2 separate regions of the Homo sapiens genome follow, and region 2 is linked to region 1. The links are chromatin contacts, found by Hi-C or POLR2A ChIA-PET in ENCODE. All regions are on one chromosome and are shown on one strand. The core of a region is the stretch at or near the end of the contact, and the rest is flanking DNA. Distances in the headings are between cores, read along the strand shown. Region 1 overlaps ZNF831 (zinc finger protein 831). Region 2 overlaps EDN3 (endothelin 3).

Region 1 (5,531 bases), core at 2,168-4,667:
GGTTGACTAAAGTTTACCTCACGTCATCTAATGACAGACTTAAAATTCAGAGTTTGATCGTCTGCTCCTGTCCCCTGGAAAACCATCTAATGTGTCTGCATATGAGCCACAGATCATGACTCTGATGAAAGAAGCCAGTCTTTTCTATAAAGAGGCATTTCCAACAGACGTTGATTAATCTAGTTTCTCATCCTTCTAAGCAAAATAATAGAGAAATCATCATTTTCTGCCTTATCAAACTACACAGATGACTGCTTGGTGACTCCACAAATTTATTGAGTAGTGAAACTGGAAGCAAAGAAGAAATATGCCCTGCGTCCTCAGAAGCACTGAAAGACTTGAGCTGTCAGGACCAAAGCAAGTCTTGCTAAACCAGCCGTGGAAAATCCAAGGCGAGATTGGGAAAGGTAAACACAAAACCTAACAAAATAAAAAAGAACAACTTCTTCTTCAAGGAGACTTCCAGAGTAAACCACGTTAAGTGGGTTTTCTTAGCTTTAATGCAGAGTTACTTAAAATTGACCAAAAAATGTTCCCCATTTCTTAAGTTAAAAAAAATATACATGCATTGAACCTATAATGGAATATTACTTAAATGAATCCAGATTAATTGAAATTAAACACAATGGAACACAACAGATATAGACTAATGAAAAGACTAATAAAGAGCTTTTCCCCCACCAGTTAAAAGCATGCAGTATTCTACTCTACAGAATGAAAAAGGAAAAAAAAAAATCACAAAATTTAAAAACCCTACAAATCCAGGAAGCAATTTTTAAAAATATTGTTTTCATATTAAAACATACAAAACCAATTACTTTTCAACCATTCATGCAGGGACTTTTAAAAATCAATAACATATTTAATTTGTTTGGACAAAGATGAATGAGAATACATGTCTTTGGTTCTCAGTATTCTCTCTGGGCTGCCCTTTTGGAATCACTGTAGCAAGTAATTCCTGTTGTTGCTTTCTCGATTAGATTGAACGACTATTAAACCTTCTCTGTTCAACTGTAAAACCTCAACATTTTAAGAAACAATCGAAAGTCAGAGGAATGTGCCTGATTTGCCTCTCAAGAAACAATGTCTAATGCCTAGCAGTTGCCCAGCAAACAGCTACTGAATGCATGGATGCTTGAAGGAGTGAAGCTAGCAGGGCTGGATGAAGTGCAAAGAACAGTCGGATTCGTCAAGGCAATGGGGCAATTAGAGTATATCAGATGATCAGGGCATCAGGGTAAGCCATCAGGAGGGAACAAAAGAAGGCTGGGATGGGACGAGGCAGAAGAGGCGCCCCCCCACCCAGTGCTCTTCTGCCCTAGGGTGCAGGAGAGTGTTGGCCTCCTGGAATACATGAGAAGTCAGCTTGGAAGAGGATGCTACCAAACCACGGATGAGAAGCCCATGGGCACCTCAAAGCACCCAGGCGGCGAGGTACCTGGGCTGGTGAGAAGCCGGGCGTGCAGAGCACGCACTTGTTGGGAGGGGAAGCAGGTCTCCAGGAACAAGAGGAAGTCCCCCCACCCGCCACGCACCATCACATTTCCAAGGTGGCTTCTGAAGGCCTCCTGGTGCGAGGGTACTCAAAGTGGGTGCCCTGCTATATTCTCCCAGGGGGAACGGAAAAGAAGGACGTGTTTCCCCGTAATCCATCCACCCCCAAAAGAGCGCTGGCCACACCGGTTTCAGTGTTTGGCTCCAGTGGCCTGGATGTGGGGGTGGTGGATGACAGGGAGAGATGACTCCTTCCTTCCTCCCTCCTGTCCCGTGGCCTCCTGGCAGCCTTTGAAGTAAAGGTCTCAAACTAGCTGACTGTATTTGGGCCCAGATGGGGTATGTGTGCAAGTGCACGTCCGTGCGTGTATGTGTGTTTAAATTAGCACCCTGTAAAAATTGAGAGATTTTATTTAACGTGAAATCTGGGTTCTGCCTTCCCCGTAGAGCTAGATGAATACCAGCCAGCTGGCCTCACCACACAACAGCCAAGGTTATATGATTCAAAGCACTCTTTCAAATTCTAGATATATTTTGTGTAGTGTTACTATCACCCCCATTTTACAGATGGGGAAACCGAGGCACAGAAGAGCTGAGACACGTCCCTAGGATGACATGACTACAGGTGGTGAAACTCGGCAGCGAGCCCGAGTGCTTTCCTCCGAGGCCCGTTCCCGTAGCCGCTGGAGCACCGCTGCCTCTGCTGGGAGGCTGCTGCCGGCTCGTTCCTCCTGCATCTCTCTGTTAAAACGTTTGCTTATTAACATTTTTCCATGTGCTTTTAAAAAACATGGCTAGTTCTGAAAGAGAACCAGTGTGTCTGCAAGCTGGAGAGGAAGGAACCATCGCACACACTTGGCAAGCGAAGGGTCCGGGAGTCCTGGTCACCGTGCAGCGATTGGGAGCCTGCATTTTGCGGCAGAATCCTGGATTCTGCTTTACATCCCTGCGGACAGAGAGCACCCAATAGAGCCTTCGGCACCTCGTTTTGTCCTTTTTCTTCTTTCACCCCCATCTCTCACCCTGGTCCTGGGAAACTGAAATAATGTCCCCCCTCTGACCTCCTCCAAGGCCCCCTTCCTGCCTCCTCCTGTTATCAGCTGGGGCTCCTGCCTCCCCTCTTCGTGAACATTCTTACTCTTGCATTTCTGGGTGGCGTTTATGTGAGGGCAGTGAAACATCATCCACAGGCTGGGGTCGTCTGGTGCGGGGGCCGTGACGACAGTCGCTTGCTCAGCGGGGGGTCCCAGCCGATTTGCAGAAGCCAAGGAACTAGGATCAAAACCCTGCTCTCCCTTCCTTCGGCTTCAGCCTGCTCCCTTGGTTCTACCACGGAAACCCCTACGAACATAAAATAAATTTGTACCGCCAGGTCCCTGGTGTTCAGAGCAGGTGCCCCTGATTGCACGAGTCTGGGGTCCGCCCGCCTCCCTCCCAGACCGGACTCCAGGCCGTGCTGCGCCGCGGAGCGAGGAGGGAGCCGGGCTTCGGCGGTGCCCGCGATGGGCGCTAGGGGGCCCCCGCGGAGCTTGGAAGGCGGCTTTGCTGTAAATCCCAGCCCTCTGCGCTTTCTTCCGGGTAATAAATTCACAAGGCTTGTTTTTTAACCCCCACCAGAGGTTAAAATAGTTTCATAAAAAGTTTTGGTAAATTCATGGGTAACTTTTGAGGTTATGTGAGGTTGTTGTCACACAAAAAAAAAAAAAGAGAGAGAGAAAAACAGAGCCTTTCTTCTCTGCTCCTGCAAGATTGAGGCTTGGCGCCGGCGGGGGCGGAGGGGGCCCGGGCTTTGTGTTCTTCCAGAAGCATCCACGTGGCTAGGCGGCTCTCCAGGCCCCCGGGCGCCCACCCACCAGGGTAGGGGGGTCTCGGGAGCGCCCAGCCAGGGGTCCGCACCCACCCCGCCGCCCGCCCGGGCACCCTGCAGCCTTCCCGAGGCTTCGCTGAGCTCGACCCCCAGCCCAGCTCAGCCCAGCCCGTGGGGCGAGTGGGGTTCGGGGCTCTGCGTTGATCGCTTCCTGCCATGCCCGTGGGAATAAAGCAAAAGTTACAGCCCCTGAGTAGGGGTTAAAAAGAACTTTATCAGATTGATAAGCTGGGAGACAGGAGGAGGCAGAAAGAAAACAGCGCAGTTAAGGGAGGGGGCGTCGCACATTAACTATGATTCAGACTCCAATGCACTGAGTTCATTTTTCAATCTGCCTTTAGGTAGGGGAAAAAAAATAAGGAAATTATGGAAAATTGAGAAATAAACATCTCTGAGAGTGCTTTGCACCCGGGGGTGCTTAACGAACACTTAATAATTTCAAACGCTAGTACTTAGAAAAATGGCTTTTGTCCGTTCCCGGCACGCCAGGTGCCTCCTAGCAAAACCGGAAAGCTGAAAATGACTGAAAATGATCGCTAATGTCTATGTGGAGGGTGGTACAAAAATCACTTGTTCATGTCCTTTGGAAGTTAAGGAAATAAGCAAGCCAAAATTTTAAGAGTTTTAGCAAGGGAAAAACCTTGGAACTGAGCTTGCATTTCTTTTCCTCAACGTATGAACTTGGGCAAGACTCCTAATTAGGACAGGGCTGGCCACACATCACCTCCTGACCCCACGGGGCCATACTGAAAATTAGATGAGGAAAAACATTTGGAGGAAACTCTCAAAATGCTACTGCAGGAAGCAATGGTTGTTTTTGGAGCAGATTCCCCATGCTCCCTGCCAGCAGCCAGCAGTGGGGTGAGGGCCAGTGTGAACTATTTACCTAGAGGACGATGGGGTCCCTACAAGAGCACAGTATTGCCAGGGAGGCCTCTGGGACGAGTTGGAGCTTGGAGGATTATTCCAGTTTCGTCATTTTCTCAACCTGGAGGGCAAGTCTCACCCCGGCAGGAAGAGCACCATAGGCATGCATGTAGCACAAACTCAAGGGCCCAGAATGTACTCCCGAATCCCTACGAGCTCCCTGCTGGGGAAAGTATGGACCTGCACCATTCACTGCCTCCCTCCTTTGGCTTGAAGACGTCTTGTCCAGACCTGGGGGGAAAATTCAGTGTATGCTCACCCCTGCCACCTCCCAGCCATGATAACCACACACTGTAAAGTCCTTTGTAGTTCACACAGCACTTTCACAGTCACTGTCTCATGTAACTTGAGCCTCTCCTCAATCTCAAGGGCAAATGAGTCAGGTATTCCTGGACAGGCTTCATGGGGTTCTTGGGCACCAGATTAAATGAATTATGGACTCAGAAACTCCAGCCCCATTCTACAGATGAGGACCTGAGACAATGAGAAGGAACAAATTTTGCCCAAAGAACTAGTAAAAGTCAAGACTCAAACCAATTCCTCTAAATCCAGAAAGCAAAATTATTTATCCTGTACCAGCCTTGGCCTCAAAGGAGGCTGAGAGAGAAAGGGAAACGTTAGGCTTTCCAAGGTTAATGGAGTAAGGTGGTTGAGGAGACTTTGGAGTGTCTGGCATCAGAAGGAGCAGATTCTTCTTTAAAAAAAACAATAAAAACAGAATTGTGTTCTCAAATTCTAGCTAGATGTTGAGACCTAACCTCTTTCTCTCTGATTAAAAGGGAGGTTAGGAAGGGGTTTAGGCAAGTGTTAAAGATGGAATCAAAACAAGACTTTCTCCATGGCATGATCAAGAGGCTGGAGAGGGAGTTGAGAGGAGAATCACCTTCCCATTATGAGTCAGTGTCACTGAAGGTTTCTCTCTGTAGCCCCTAAAGTTACTTCTCCCCTAGGTTCCACTCACACCTTAGTTAGAATTAATCCTACAGGCTCATCTGCCTCCAAACCAAAAGGGCCTGGCCCCTTGTGAAGACCAGGCAGCAGGTGGGTGTCGGGGAAACAGACCCCGCAAGGCGCACCTGGTGCCTCCGTGATTTTGTTGAGAGTGAGTCTTGCCTTTTGTGTCCCATTTGTAGCCTGTTGAGTTCCATCCCTGAGATCCTCATTTTTCTTCCTGCCTCATCCACTGATTCTATTTGGCTACTGGTTCCAGCACGTTGCATAGGAAAATTCCAGAACAAAACTC
Region 2 (5,418 bases), core at 2,400-4,899, 87 kb before region 1:
ATAAGTGGTTCCCAGGATCTCATCAACTGTATTTAGAAAGCCTTAGCCCAAACTGTTTACACTCTTCCATGGCCTATTACCATAAGGCTGAGATTAAAAAGAATCTCAAAGTCGCAGCATTTATCATCTCATCAGCTCATTGGACCATAGACCTATTCCTCCCCTAACACAGGCACCTGCACACTTAAGGATACTTGGAGGAAGCACCAGGGGGTCAAAGGAAAGGAGAACAACAGAAAAATACCTCTGGTTTTTGTTATGTGGTGCAGGATTTTCAAGACTTATGGCTAAAAAAAAAATTAGAGAAACAAACTCCTCCAAAACTTGGGGAATTAAGCCGTCTATGGAATCCTACAGATTAGCAGTTTCCCTCCATCTGGTACAACCAAAATGCATCAAACGAGTTAGGCTAGAGTTTCTCTCCCCAGCCCCCAGTGACCCTTCTGAATTCCAGGCCGAATGTAGGCATGAGAAATCCATGGCTGCCTGGCCCAGCCTCATTATAACTTTATGCAAAGCTGCAGACAGACAGGGCTCAAAATAGTTCCCAGCAGTGGAAAGAGAAGAGGGAAAACAGGGAGCAAGTATTTTCATAAGGATGGGGTTATGTGCAAAGGGATTAAAAAAAATGCCGACACCATGATACATGCTTTGAATAATTTAAAGAAAGCAAGAGAAGACACTCTTGCTAATTTTCAGGAGATACCAGGTTAAGGATGGAAAAGATCTTCATGAGCAAGACTTATGCTTACCATCACAATGACCGTAAAGATACGCTCATCTTCCACCTAACCTAATTGTCTGTGTCCTTGTGTAATGCCCTTTTGGTAGCTCTGTCAGAGGTGTTCGAACCAGAGCAACTCTATCTTGAATAGGGGCTGGGTAGAATGAGGCTGCATTGCCAGAAGGTGAGGCATTCTTACTCATTGGATGAGACGGGAGGTCCACACAAGACATTGCTCACAAAGACTCCCACTAATAAAACAGGACGTGGAAAAAAAAAAAAAACATGGCCAAAATCCACCAAAACCAAGATGGCAACCCAAGTGACCTTCTGTTGTCCTCACTGCTCATTATATGCTAATTATAATGCATTAGCCACTAAAAGACACTCCCACCAGCGCCATGACAGTTTACAAATGCCATGGCAACATCAGGAAGTCACCCTATATGGTCTAGGAAGGGGGAACCTCAGTTCCAGGAATTCATGAATAACCCACCCCTTGTTTAGCATAGGATCGAAAAATAACTGTAAGTATACTCAATCAAGCAGCCCATACCACTGCTCTATGGAGCAGCCATTCTTTTGTTTCTTTACTTCTCTAATACATTTGCTTTCGCTTTACTCTATGGACTTGCCTTGAATTCTTTCTTGCTCGAGGTGCAAGAACCCTCTCTTGGGGTCTGGATCGGGACCCCTTTCCAGTAATAGCTCCAATAGATTTATCACTTACCTCAAACTACTGAGTCTCTATTAGAGACACAGGCTTTATCCTCAAGCAAGATGCCAGGGCTGGGATTAGGGTGAGGCAGGTGAGGTAAGTGGAGCAAGCTCAGGGCTGGATCCTGCCTTTACTAAAAACAATATTTGGTCGATTATGAATTTTTTTTTGCACTCATTTTGGCTTTCTGAAAATAGTGCATTACATTTTACTTGTTTTTTCCTACTTTCTGGTGCCTCCTGAAAGTTTGTACATGAGGGAGTGCCTCACTCACCCCAGTCTATTCTCAGCCCTGCAAGAGACCCATGGAAATCAGATTCCTAAAAATCCAGAAAAGTTACATGGACCTCTGCTGTCTCATGTAGTTGCTTCTGACTCTCGGCAAAGCAATTTGCGCTCCCCAAGTTGTGGGGCGAAACTGTCCACCAGCGGGCCAGTCATGTTTTTGGTTGCGTCTGTCGGTACTTTTGTCATCAATGCATATGAAATGAAGCTGTTTCTGGTTTTTCAATTACTGGGCCAGGGACCAGGCCTCCCTGACTGTTCTGTTCCTGAGTTACTGTTTATTAAGAGCTCCCACCAAGTCTGCCCTGAGGAGGCCACAAAAGAAGAAGAGGCCAGTGCTTCCAAGCCTGTGAATGTCCCCAAGGTCTCCCAAAGCTCTTGGCCCTCCTAAGACTCTGAGGTGGGGCAGATGAGAAAGAGAGCTGATGCCTCATCCTGTCTGTCTATTCTTGGGAGGTTTGGTGGGTGAGCCAGGATTCCGAAGCCCCCAAAACTATGCGGACAAACAATTCATTCACATGTGGCTGTCTGTACTCAGCCATGCTCTGCAATTTATTTTCCGAGTGCAATTAATTTCTATTCCAAAGTGGGCAAAAGTCTGTGTGTATGTGTGTGTGCATTTCCAATTTTGAGGAACTCTGTTTCAACTGAAACATGACAAGGAAGGAGACCAGGTCACTTTCTCATGCAAAACAGAGACCATCCACTTCCAATACACTGGAACGCGGGGTGGTGCCGTAGACAGGGTCACCCTTTACAGCTCCCCCTCTGAGGTTTGGAACTGGAATTATAAAGCAGAAGCATTGTTTGCCTCCCAGCTTCCTTTGTTTTAAATTCTTGCAGGAACAAACATGACCAGACACATCAGAGCCTTTCATGTGCCTTCAGATTGAAGGCCAAGTTCCTCACTGTAATGGCCCTTTCATCTAGCACAAATCCAAATTCTCCCTCGGGGTCACACAGGGTCACAACCTCTTTGTACCAAGTTTTCTTGCTACAAATCAAACTGCCTTCCAGCCTCAAGTCCCTCTGTCTCCCAAGTGGAGATTAGTTGCATTCCACCAAGTCTGTTTTTGTTCCTGGACCACTCACACTTCCTGCTGACTCTGGGGCAGAAAACGGGCTTTCTACCTGTGCATCCCCAACAGAAAAGTCCTCGTAGGACTGACCTTTCCAACAAACTGCGAAACTTAGCCCTAAGTCTCCCCAATTTTAAAGAAGTATCTTGCCGTCCAGTGTTCTAAGAAATATGCCACTCCAACTCAAAACTGGTACCCAAAAGTGTGCTAATTTCTAAGGAAGAGATAGAAATGGTTATGTGAGGGGAAAAACCTCCTGAAACCATGATCAGTCAGAACCTCAAGCTCAGGGTCCCTTTTAATCTGGCCAACACCCTCTTCTTTCACATGCCCGTCTCAAAAGCACATCATGAAATGATGTTTTCTAAATAGATGTCTGTGGGATTTCCTCGATTGCTTCCTGGTGACTCCCAGTTGGTGACACCCACTTCAGGTCCTGGGCAATGCTGGGTGAAGTCAGAAGTGAGGCTACTGGTGCCCCATGGGGTCCTCAGCTGCAAATTACAAGGCATTATATCTACTCTGCTGGACGTACCAAGGACATGAGAGCCACAGATGCCTCACAGAGCTCTCAGCATAGGTGTTTAACAAAGAGGTAAACAGATCATTCCTGTTCTCCTGAACTGAGACCCTAATCACCCCAATCACCACCCCTACCTCCTATTTCACAGACACAGCCCCAGACGGGTGCCCGCAAAGAGCGCCATGCCCCATTACTGAAAACTTTCAGTGATTTACCAAGGGGAGAGGGAAGCAATAGAAAGCAGAAAGGAGGGGCTGGAAGGGCGGGACTGAATCTCAGCCCAGCCCAGCAACCTTTGACCACAGAGTCTTTATCAGGCTGCTTATCAGCAACAGCAGACAGCCAGGCACACCTTTTCCCAGAGTCTGTAAGCTTTCTGCTAATTGAGGCTAACAGACCGTCCTGCAGGGGACAGGGTGGACAGGTTTGCTCCGGGGCACTCCAGGAGCTAAGATCAGAGTCAGAAGGTCCAAAGAGGTGGACCCCAGCAGAACTTGAGCAAGGACTTTCTACTCACCAGCCAGCATCCTCCAATCACAGGATTGGATATGGCAGGAGGACTGGTTTTGGCCCAGGAAGGGCTTCTGCAGGGCTGGAGGTTGTGTTGTTATCATTGTGGCCACCATCTTCAAGACGTTGAGTGTTTACTAGATTGTAGGCGCTGTGCTAACCACGCCCTGTGTACTTTCTTGTGTCATCCTGAAAACATCTTTCCTCATAGAGTGCTATCTATTCCCCCACTCTCTAGATGGGGACACTGAAGGTCTCAGAGGTGACATCTCCTAAGTGGCAGATCCAGATTTCAGCCCAGGCATTCGAGCCCACAGTTTGAGCTCTTAACCCCTACAAAGGGATCTGTTCCTCCTCCACGTGACAATTTGGATGAGTGGGCCCCAGGCCCCATTCCTCTCTAAACCCCAGGAGTCTCTAAACCAAAGTGTGAAGCTGGATCTGCAAGAAGAGATGGATTTGAGCAGTCCCACCTCCTATGTCTGCCCTGCTCCCGTAACCACACCAAGAAGCAAGAAGACAGAACAAGGCACAGAGCAGCAGCCAAGAAAAGAAAAATCCTGCACCAGGAATGAGACTCATGGCCTGGGGGTCCCTCGCCCTCTCGCCTAGACTCAGCCCCCTCTGTCCCAGCATCTCTGACATCAGGACAAACCTTCTGGTTTGCTTGGAGTGCACACTCAACCAGCCCCTCTTACCCACAGAGAAACCACCAAGGGCTCTGGTAGGCTAAAGGAAAATCACATGCTTCTATGCAAGCCAAGGCTACATTTCCAGAATAAAATTTAGGACTTGTGATGGACCAAGGATTTGGGTTTTGCCCATGTGTTAACATATGTTAATAAAAATAATCTTGCAAAAGGGTAAATATATGATTACATAGAATTATATATATGAATCATCACTATCAAAAAGAACAAAACCCCAGCCCTAACAATGTAACAAGACCCGATCTCTACAAAAAAAAAAAAAAATTACTAAATTAGCTAGGCATGGTGACACGCACCTGTGGTTCCAGCTACTCGGGAGGCTGAGGTGGGAGATTCGATTGAGCCCAGGAGTTCAAAGTTGCAGTGACCTATGATTGCATCACTGCACTTCAGCCTGGGCGACAGAATGAGACACTGTCTCAAAAAGAACAAAACCACCCTTAATCAGTCACGGATGGGGAACCATGTCTTTTATTCATTCTTGGGTCCCAGAGCCCCATTCAATACTGACCCAGGTGAGGCACTCTGGGAAAACATATTAAATGAACGAAAGCAGGAGTCATCTAAGATGGCATATTAGTCACCTAAGAAGCCCATGTTGGGAACATGCACACAGGAGGAGGCTTACAGGGCAGGCTTCAGGGCCAAACTTCTGGGCTGGCAGCCCAGTCCCTACTCACAAGCTCTGCAACCTTGGCCAACTGACTCCGCCTCCTGGGCTCAGCTTCTTCCTGTAAACTACAGGGACAATAGCATCCAACTAATGGGGCTGTCAAGCTGATCCCATGAGATGACATGAGGTCACAGTCATGGTCAGCCATCCTCACCATCCATGATTAGTAGCAGACTATTCATGACCCCTTTCCAAA

The links. Hi-C counts contacts between places; a loop is a spot of excess contacts on that map. ChIA-PET counts read pairs that join two places held with the same protein, here RNA polymerase II (POLR2A).
Region 2: a map of Caco-2 shows a loop between it and region 1 (2.2-fold over the local background). The contact joins two enhancer-like sites. A Hi-C loop is called at or near these places in 2 of 168 maps with a recorded cell type or tissue (Caco-2 and prostate gland). POLR2A ChIA-PET finds 5 or more read pairs at or near these places in 1 of 52 experiments (AG04449).

The regions. Positions count from the first base shown.
Region 1 is chr20:59,220,162-59,225,692 of GRCh38, reverse strand. All of the region lies in intron 4 of ZNF831 (zinc finger protein 831), which reads right to left. Among named protein-coding and RNA genes, the nearest start is that of ZNF831, 59 kb to the right of the region's middle. RefSeq lists a silencer at 3,032-3,101. Within about 2 kb of position 3,417, at least 11 of the 41 ENCODE cell types and tissues checked have a DNase peak (open chromatin) inside an H3K27ac peak, as active enhancers do.
Region 2 is chr20:59,307,247-59,312,664 of GRCh38, reverse strand. All of the region lies in intron 2 of EDN3 (endothelin 3), which reads right to left. Among named protein-coding and RNA genes, the nearest start is that of EDN3, 9.3 kb to the right of the region's middle. Within about 2 kb of position 3,649, at least 3 of the 41 ENCODE cell types and tissues checked have a DNase peak (open chromatin) inside an H3K27ac peak, as active enhancers do.